Regions from separate parts of the Homo sapiens genome. Here all the other regions are linked to region 3. The links are chromatin contacts, found by Hi-C or POLR2A ChIA-PET in ENCODE. All regions are on one chromosome and are shown on one strand. The core of a region is the stretch at or near the end of the contact, and the rest is flanking DNA. Distances in the headings are between cores, read along the strand shown. Region 1 holds the start of COMTD1 (catechol-O-methyltransferase domain containing 1). Region 2 overlaps KAT6B (lysine acetyltransferase 6B). Region 3 overlaps DUSP29 (dual specificity phosphatase 29).

What was found. Hi-C counts contacts between places; a loop is a spot of excess contacts on that map. ChIA-PET counts read pairs that join two places held with the same protein, here RNA polymerase II (POLR2A). Pooled maps may share reads with other maps.
Region 1: a map of psoas muscle shows a loop between it and region 3 (4-fold over the local background). The contact joins the promoter of COMTD1 here to the enhancer-like site in region 3. A Hi-C loop is called at or near these places in 7 of 168 maps with a recorded cell type or tissue (CD14-positive monocyte, CD4-positive, alpha-beta T cell, Right ventricle myocardium inferior and 4 more), 16 of 37 single-sample maps with no recorded cell type and 19 of 50 pooled maps. POLR2A ChIA-PET finds 5 or more read pairs at or near these places in 1 of 52 experiments (Caco-2).
Region 2: a loop to region 3 is called in a pooled map, with 4 times the contacts of the local background. The contact joins two enhancer-like sites. A Hi-C loop is called at or near these places in 3 of 50 pooled maps. POLR2A ChIA-PET finds 5 or more read pairs at or near these places in 3 of 52 experiments (AG04449, OCI-LY7 and PC-3).

What each region holds. Positions count from the first base shown.
Region 1 is chr10:75,234,325-75,237,464 of GRCh38, reverse strand. It overlaps COMTD1 (catechol-O-methyltransferase domain containing 1), which reads left to right and starts at 1,508. Exons shown (of 7, transcript NM_144589.4): 1 at 1,508-1,630; 2 at 1,722-1,849; 3 at 2,093-2,198; 4 at 2,287-2,405; 5 at 2,473-2,527; 6 at 2,722-2,855. The coding sequence starts at 1,537. RefSeq lists silencers at 1,260-1,554, 1,590-1,729, 1,890-1,969, 2,100-2,389, 2,550-2,779 and 1 more.
Region 2 is chr10:74,853,458-74,856,658 of GRCh38, reverse strand. All of the region lies in intron 3 of KAT6B (lysine acetyltransferase 6B), which reads right to left. Among named protein-coding and RNA genes, the nearest start is that of KAT6B, 28 kb to the right of the region's middle. RefSeq lists a silencer at 379-589. Within about 2 kb of position 1,623, at least 9 of the 41 ENCODE cell types and tissues checked have a DNase peak (open chromatin) inside an H3K27ac peak, as active enhancers do.
Region 3 is chr10:75,041,068-75,044,007 of GRCh38, reverse strand. It overlaps DUSP29 (dual specificity phosphatase 29), which reads left to right. Exons shown (of 4, transcript NM_001003892.3): 3 at 1-211. Among named protein-coding and RNA genes, the nearest start is that of SNORD172, 21 kb to the right of the region's middle. RefSeq lists an enhancer at 1-162. Within about 2 kb of position 1,312, at least 3 of the 41 ENCODE cell types and tissues checked have a DNase peak (open chromatin) inside an H3K27ac peak, as active enhancers do; they include gastrocnemius medialis and psoas muscle, where a contact is called at or near this core.

The DNA of each region.
Region 1 (3,140 bases), core at 259-2,758, 190 kb before region 3:
GTGTGACCTGCATCTCTGAAACCAGCTTCACTAAGAATACCAACCAGAGGCCAGGCACGGGGGCTCACACCTGTAATCCCAGCACTTTGGGAGGCTGAGGCAGGAGGATCACTTAAAGCCAGGAGTTCGAGACCAGCCTGGACAACATAGTAAGACCCCTTCTCTTTAAAAAAAAAATTTTTTTTTTTAAATTAGCTGGGCACAGTGGTGACCGCCTGTGGTCCCAGCTACTTGGGAGGCTGAGGCAAGAGGATTGCTGAGCCTGGGAGCTCGATGCTGCAATAAGCAGTAATCTTGCCACTGCACTTCAGCCTTGCCAGAGACCTTGCCAAAAAAAAAAAAAAGAACACCAACGCCAGGCACAATGGCTCAGGCCTGTAATCCCAGCACTTTGGAAGGACGAGGCAAACAGATCACTTGAGGCCAGGAGTCTGACACCAGCCTGGCCAAAATAGCAAAACCCGTCTCTACAAAAAATACAAAAATTAGTTGGGTGTAGGGGTGCGTGCCTGTAGTCCCAGCTACTCCAGAGTCTGAGGCAGGAGAATCGCTTGAATCAGGAGGTGGAGGTTGCAGTGAGACCAGATTGTGCCACTGCACTCCAGCCTGGGTGACAGAGCGAGACTCAGTCTCAAAAAAAAAAAAAAAAAGGACAGCGTCAGCGTCTTTCACCTCCTCCGGAGTTTGGCGCATGGTAGGGGTTCAATCAGTGTTCTCTGGACAGTGTTTCAACAGAACAACCTTGCAAGGGAGCTTCACCGGCTTTCTCCCCAAGATGTCTTCATTCCAACCTACCAACATAACAGCAGCTGCCACTTATGTATTGTGCTACTGTGTGCGAAGCTGTGGGATCTGGTGCCTTTTATGGTAAGATTGTAGGCCTCATTTTACAGGAAGGAAACTGAGGCTCAGAGAGACTGGCAGGACCAAGATTAGACACTCGTATCCATCTGGCCCCCAAAAGCAGGATTTTAACAGCTAAGAATATGGTCTCAGTTCCACAGGCCCACCCCAGGGCTCCTGAACCCCAATTCGAGGCTGCATGCCCTCAAACCAGTTCCCTCACTCCTTCAGCCTGATGCTTTGGGGCATCTTGTCCAGGAGGCCTTCCCCCTTTAATCTCTATCTCTTGTACTTGTGACTATCTTGTAACTTACACTGGCGCCCTCCATACACAATTCACATATGCCCCCAAGGGGCCTCAGAATAAATGGTGGCGAGGAGAAAAAAGCATTGGCAGGAGGGGAATGGAGGCAGGCACCTGGACTGCGGGCACAGGCGGGAAAATTCAGATCTAGGCGCTTGGCCTGCTCCCCGCAGGGGCGCAGTTCCCGGCGCGGCCACCAGATCGCGCCCGGCTCTCTCGGGCGGGGCTTGCAGTAAGGCTGTGTGGCCGCCAGATGATGCCCGAGACCGCGGCTCCGCGGGTAGTGCCCCGACAAGGTGGAGCCCGGCGGGCCCGCGAGTCCGAGACCTGTCCCAGGAGCTCCAGCTCACGTGACCTGTCACTGCCTCCCGCCGCCTCCTGCCCGCGCCATGACCCAGCCGGTGCCCCGGCTCTCCGTGCCCGCCGCGCTGGCCCTGGGCTCAGCCGCACTGGGCGCCGCCTTCGCCACTGGCCTCTTCCTGGGTGAGCAGGACCTGGTCCCGGCGGGCGGGTGGGCGGGCGCAGAGTAGGGCGCGGCGTGGCTCAGGTTAATCCAACACCCTCTCCCCGTCAGGGAGGCGGTGCCCCCCATGGCGAGGCCGGCGAGAGCAGTGCCTGCTTCCCCCCGAGGACAGCCGCCTGTGGCAGTATCTTCTGAGCCGCTCCATGCGGGAGCACCCGGCGCTGCGAAGCCTGAGGCTGGTCAGCAGGGCGCGGGACGGAAACGGGCGTCCCTCTCGACCCCTGCGGGTCCCACGTGGCTGTGTGACCTTGGGCTGGGCCCTGGCCCTCCCTGGGCTTCCGGCTTCCCTGGGCCGGGTGCGGTGGGCGTTCCGAAGGGCCAGTCCCCCAGGCCACGCCCAGAACCGCGCCCCTGGGGCTTGGGACCCCCAGGGCGAAGGTGGGTGACCTGCATGGCTGGTGCCACCCTCTCCTTTCACGCAGCTGACCCTGGAGCAGCCGCAGGGGGATTCTATGATGACCTGCGAGCAGGCCCAGCTCTTGGCCAACCTGGCGCGGCTCATCCAGGCCAAGAAGGCGCTGGACCTGGGTAGGGGCACGCGGCCGGGATCCCGGAGGGCCGAGGTTTCCGGGCCGACCCCCACTCTGGGCTGAGCCCGTCTGTGTCCTGGTCCCAGGCACCTTCACGGGCTACTCCGCCCTGGCCCTGGCCCTGGCGCTGCCCGCGGACGGGCGCGTGGTGACCTGCGAGGTGGACGCGCAGCCCCCGGAGCTGGGACGGCCCCTGTGGAGGCAGGTGAGCGCCCGCGCCTAGCTCTGCAGCCCCAGGCGGGGGCGCAACGGCTGACCCGCTCCCTCCGCAGGCCGAGGCGGAGCACAAGATCGACCTCCGGCTGAAGCCCGCCTTGGAGACCCTGGGTGAGCACCGAAGCGGGAAGGGCTTTGAAGCCATTCATTGCAAACGAGGCTGCTGTGTGGCCGAGCTGTGACTGGGCCTGCCGGGCAGGTTAAGGGCAGGGCCGGTTGTCACAGAGCCCGGGCCGGCCTGGGAGGGGCCTCAGGGCCGCCGGGGCCGCGGACTCAGCCGCACCTGCCCTCCCTCCCCCCGCAAGACGAGCTGCTGGCGGCGGGCGAGGCCGGCACCTTCGACGTGGCCGTGGTGGATGCGGACAAGGAGAACTGCTCCGCCTACTACGAGCGCTGCCTGCAGCTGCTGCGACCCGGAGGCATCCTCGCCGTCCTCAGAGTAAGGGATCCACTGCGGGGGAGGAGAAAGCACCCTGTCGGGCCGGGTCCCCATCTTTTCCCTTGACTCCTCTTATACCCCAAAGCCCCACCCAGTCCAGTCACGTAGGCTACACCCCCTCCGGGGCTCCGGCCCCGGTACCCAGGCTTTCCTCCGCTTTGGTTCTGTCTCCAGCTCTGGTCACCTCCTGCCCGGGCACCTCCCTCCGAGGCCCCGCCTCCCGCCCAGACACCTCCCTCCGAGACCCCGCCTTCCGTCTGGGCACCTCCCTCCAAGACCCCGCCT
Region 2 (3,201 bases), core at 374-2,873, 190 kb after region 3:
CCAAAGTGCTGGGATTATAGGTGTGAGCCACCACTCCCAGACCCCCACACGCTATTCTTGTCAAAAATGTTTACTCTGAATCTAATCATGAGGATACAGTCAGACAAATACTAATTGTGGGACATCCTACAAGACAACTACCCTAGACTCTTCAAAAATGTCAATGTCTTCAGAAGCAAAAAGGAGGGAAAACTGTTCTCTATTAAAGGTGACATGACAGCCAAATGCAATATATGATCTTTGGTTGGATCCTGGATGAAAAGTCAAAAGTTGGCCAGGCGCAGTGGCTCACACCTTTAATCCCAGCACTTTGGGAGGCCTAGGCGGGTAGATCACCTGATGTCAGGAGTTCAAGACCAGCCTGGCCAACCTGGCGAAACCCCATCACTACTAAAAATAAAAAAAGTTAGCCGGGCATGGTGGCACGCACCTGTAGTCCCAGCTGCTCGGGAGGCTGAGGCAAGAGAATTGCTTGAACCTGGGAGGTGGAGGTTGCAGTGAGCTAAGATCATACCACTGCACCCCAGCCTGGGCAACAGAGCGAGACTCCATCTCAAAAAAAGTCAAAAGTTATAAATGAGATTTTGGGGCCATTTGGGGAAATATGGACTGTCAGTTAACACTCATTCCACTGCCGAATTTTTTGCGTAATAGTATAGTATATAAGAGAACATTTTTGATATATTATTAAGTATTTAGGGGTGAAATATAATATTTGTAATTTAGTTTCCAACAGTTTAGTCAAAATTGTGAATATATAAATGTGCTGTATATATACGCACACCCATGTATAAAAACATATACATATACACACATATAGGAAGAGAAAGAATGTGGCAAAATGTTAAAATTGGTGAATCTATGTGAAAGAAATAGAGTGTTTACTGTACTACTCTTTTAATATTTATGAAATACTCTAATTTTATAAATTATAAAGGTTAGGAGAGAAGTATTTTCCTAGCTCCCTCCATGCCTGCCTTTCCCAGGTCTGCTCACACACTGCCAGGAGTCTACCTGGAACAGCTGATGTTCTTCAAACAGCCAATACTCTTCCACTAGCAGATCCTGTTTTCTGCTGCTTTACTCACAACTCAAGGCTCAACAGCTAAAGCTGGGTTTTGTTATAAGACAGAAGTGTTTACAATACTAATTTTGAAAACAAGTTGGTCAAATATCAAATGGGAGTCATCTTTTAATGGCCTTATTACTAGATTTTAATATGTTCTTATGTTTCTCTTTCCCAAGATAATGTTTATGATCTGTTTCTTAAACTTCATCATACCCATAGGGTGGCAAGCATGACAGGGAAACCTTGGACAAAAAGCAGGGCTGGTCACATCAGAAACTACTAACAGAAACAGTCAAGCTCTGCCTCTGGCTCTCAGCCCATGTCACTCTGAACACCCTAGGCAGCCCAGACCAAGGCTCACCTCCTTCCTGCAGGCCTCACTGCTCTCCATATGGCAGCTCACTGACATCAAAGAAGACGGAAGAAATTATCTAAATTCACCAGGCTAGTTCCACTCCTTCCCTTGAATTGTGGAAGAGTCGCTGATATCTCAATTACCTCTCCTGCAATAGTACCTTTTTCCCTGCATGCTAAGATTTTGCAATGCTAAAAAGCAGGGTGAGAAGTGTATACTGGACTAACAGATGGAAGATTAACAACAAAAGACCGACTTGATGGGGGAGACAAAACTACAATGTTTGTATACCTATAATAAAAATACTGAGGAAGAAAAATTGAACTTGTAAGTAAAGTTAGGTTGCTCTTCTGTAACGCCTGTCGAGCTACAGACAGGAAAAGGCCCAGCATGGTTTCTGTGTACGCCTATGCTGTTTCTAATAGAAAGGACAAAATAGAGCCAAAACATCTGTTGACCAGTTAAGTTTGTTAATGAAACCAAATTGCAGCTGGTTTATCACAGATCAAAAGTGAGGCAAATTAGAGAAAGGATGTATGAACAAAGCTGGTTTCTAAAAAATAGTGGCTAAAGAATTCTAAACCCACTTGTCAAATTAACAAAAATCCTTCCTGGATTTTGCTTAGACCAGTGATTAGTATTTACTTTGTATCTTTGCAGAGACCAGCCTCATAGTTTAAATCTAGTATCATTCACTCTAAAATGTTGTCTATATTGCTCATTTTGCAGATTTATCAAAATATCACCTTTCATTAAAAAAAAACAGAAAAAACATACACTCTACATAATATTACACTAATTAAAAGATTCACTTATATAAGGAAAAAGAATATGTAGTTTGCAACTGTTGGAGACTTCTCTGGTAAAGTGCTTCTGCCCCAAGCAGAGGCATATGTACAGTTAGCATTTCACATATCCACTGCCACAACTCCTTCTCTTACATGTACAACTTTCCATCACCACCTGAAGACAGAGAGATAAGCACACCCACTCACAAAAACATACTTCCCTCTTGGCCCTGCTAACTCAAAATGTCACATGCAAATTACATGGCTGACGCATTTGCTAACTTTAATTTGGTGAGCTAATTGATGTTTATGTACTCAGAAACATTAATAGATTGGAGAGATCAAAGTACCTGAGAAGATTCAGGTTCATATTTTAAATGCTAGTGTGATCAGAGAACAGTTTCACCTAATCTACTGTAGTTTAAGGCACAGGGCCAAGAAAAGGAAGTTTATAAACAAAACAAAAAGTCAAGAATTTTACAATTAAAACACATTGCTACTGTCATGATAAAACAATGGGCTGGGCGTGGTGGGGCATGCCTCTAATCCCAGCACTTTGGGAGGCCGAGGTGGGCAGATCACAAGGTCAGGAGTTCGAGACCAGCCTGGCCAATATGGTGAAACCCCCGTCTCTACTAAAAATACAAAAAAATTAGCCAGGAGTGGTGGCACATGCCTGTAATCCCAGCTACTCGGGAGGCCAAGACAGGAGAATTGCTTTAACCTGGGAGGCGGAGGTTGCAGTGAGCCGAGACCATGCCACTACACTCCAGCCTGGGCAAGACAGCAAGACTCCATCTCAAATTAAAAAAAAAAAAAAAAAAAAGGCATTTCTTATATATTAAAAATAAAAGGCTGAGCACGGTGGCTCACGCCTATAACCCCAGTACTTTGGGAGGCCGAGGTGTGTGAACTGCTTGAGCTCAGGCGTTCAAGACCAGCCTGGGCAACGTGGCGAAACCCTATCTCTACAAAAAATACAAAAATTA
Region 3 (2,940 bases), core at 63-2,562:
CTGGACCGCTATAGGCTGCAGAAGGCGGGGTTCACGCACGTGCTGAACGCGGCCCACGGCCGCTGGAACGTGGACACTGGGCCCGACTACTACCGCGACATGGACATCCAGTACCACGGCGTGGAGGCCGACGACCTGCCCACCTTCGACCTCAGTGTCTTCTTCTACCCGGCGGCAGCCTTCATCGACAGAGCGCTAAGCGACGACCACAGTAAGAGACCCGCGGCCCCGCCCCGATCGGCCCCGCCCCGCCCCGCCCCGACTCGCCCCGCCCGTAGCTTAGGCCCCGCCCCTTCCCCGCCCCACTAAGGCTCCGCCCCTAGCCTAGGCTCCGCCCTTAGCCCAAGGTTTCCCCGTCTGAGGCCCAGGCCGGAAGCGGGATGTGCGCGTGCGAAATCTTTGTCGCAAAGCTGGGCCACTGGGGCTGCTTGTGGCCGAGGGTAAAGGTCCGAGCCCCTGGAAGCTGTGAAGGTTTAAGGACCTGCACCACCCAGCGTGCTGCTGGTGGGGTTCGGGCCTTGATTGCAGCTCTGGGGAATGGAAATAGGGCGTAAGAATAAAAGGCCTTTTGGTCGGAGTCTTTGCTAAAGAACATTTGCCATCCTTCAAAAGGCGGAGGCGGTCTGGGAGCTCTCAAAGCTGGGACTGCGGCCGGAGACACTAATTGTGCCTGGGCCTGAACCCAACTAGTAGCCAAGGGCTTTGATGCCAGAAAACCCTCAGGGAGCTGACTTGAGTGGGAATCCATGGAGAGACCTTAAATTCTCCTGCCCACCAACCAAGTTACACTCCCCAGTTACACTCAGCCTCGTGAGGCCTCCAGTAGAAAGCTGACAAGCTGGGCTTTACTGGCACGCTGTATTTGAGGTATAATTTGGGTTTTGCACCCCCAGCGTCCAAGTTTTCCCAGTGTTAATTATCCAGCTTTTAAATCACAGTGCTAGTCTTTGTGCTCAGAATGCACTGTTGGCTACCCTAATCCAGCAAAGGCTACAAGGCTATTTTGGAGAGAAGGGCACAGCTTAGGGACGCATCGGGGGTAAGACAATATACAGTTATTGCTGCAGGGTGTACTTCAGTGGAATTCCACAGAGGCCAGAGGGACTTCAGCTCCCTAATCTGTGCTCTGACTTCAGCCCAATGTGTCACACACCCCTTTGTGGAGCCATCACATAATTCAGGGTATCTGGTTACTGAAAGCCTTTCTTGCCACAAGAGGTTGTGATTACAAGGCTCAGTGACTGACCAAATAGTCTGCTGCAGGAACTTGCAACCTGGGGCTGGGCCTAGGCCAGGTCTGCTGGACAATATCAGACCTTAATGGACATCCCAAGGTGGCCCTGGCCCCACAGCCAACCATAGCCACCAACAATTTGTCATTATTTTGGCTCAGAAAGCAATGTCACAATGAAAAAAAACCCTTAGAGCTAACATGCCTGTATTAGAAGATGCCTCATTTCCAGGCCTTCCTTTTATGAGTCTATTTATGAACCATCTTTTGTGCTGTGTACATTCTGGGTTTCCAAGCAGGATCAAAAACACAACTGAACTGAGTCATCACCACAAGGTAAAATTTGCCTCATAGTATTTGAAGTTAACTGAAAACACATTTGACATGAAAAAAACAAAGACTGCAACAACCTAATCCTTCAGTTTCTGTTTAATGCACTCACTTGCCATTACTATATTTTAGACCTTACCCTTCATGGAAGGGGCCTGGCAGGCTTCGGAGAAGACAGGGCTGGGTTTACATTTCTGTCACACAATTTACTAACGATGTGATTTCTCTGAGCCTTGGTTTCTCCATCCGGTGATAAAAATATTTACCTTCAGAGGTTATAATGAGGATCAGCAGTAACGCGCGTAAAGCGCTTAGCATAGAACCTGGTGGACAGCAGGCTCTCGGATGTATTTGATAAAGCGTGGTCATACACTGTGAAGCATATAACCACGCCAGCATGTGCACATCATCATCGTAAAGTTTCCAATCCTCAAAGAAAAAAAAAAGACATTCCAACTTTGAACTGTAAGATATACTCACATGAAAGCTTGTTGTAGGTTCCTGGCACTCAATTTTAGGGTCTGCCCCCACTGCCAAATCCAGAAAGAATCAGGCTCTCAAGTTGAAGCTTAGGCCTAGGCAGATGACAGAACATTATGAGGAGGTGTCAGGCTGCTGTGGATCATGACTGTTAGACCAGGTGGCACCTAGCAAACAAAGGGCCAACGGAGGAGAGTAGATACTTGGATCAGAGACTATGAGTGGGATAGAATGAATGGATGGGGGTGCCGGGACTCGACCAGATGGCTAGGGATGGGGAGCAGGACATGACCCCACTGGAGATGGCAGGGTAGGCTCTGCTCTCAGCACCTTTGCACTGGCATATCTAAATAATTCAAGTCAGGGCTCAAACGCCTACCCTGCAGAACCATGCAGAGTGTAAACAAATGAAGATGGCTGCATGTACAGCGGAGGGGTGTGGGTAGGGGGCACTTGTGGCTAAGCAGAGAGCCCTGTACCCCTTCAGAGGGGCACCTGCCACCCAGCCTCAGCTAATGCTTGTCTTGTGAGAGTCAGTGCAAATGTGGGAGATCTGACTTTTCAGAAGTCTCCAATCTGGATTATAAAATCACTCGATTTTTAGGTCTTGGCAACAGATTGAAATTTCTTAAAATGCTGCAAAGGACAGACTAAAGCAACCCAATGGCCATCAGGTTGTAACCTGTGCCCTGAGTGGCCAGAGCAACCAAACAAAATGCCCGCTAGCTCAGCAGCAGCAATGCCACAGACTTCATACCCAGTGGACGGCAGGTGCTCAGCCCACCTGCCACATGCAGTTGTGTCTAGGCAAGGGACACTGCTTGGCATTTTAGTGCTGGACCTACTTGTATGTTTCTTACACTCTCTATGTAAGTGGTGTGGATAGACAGTCTGGCCAA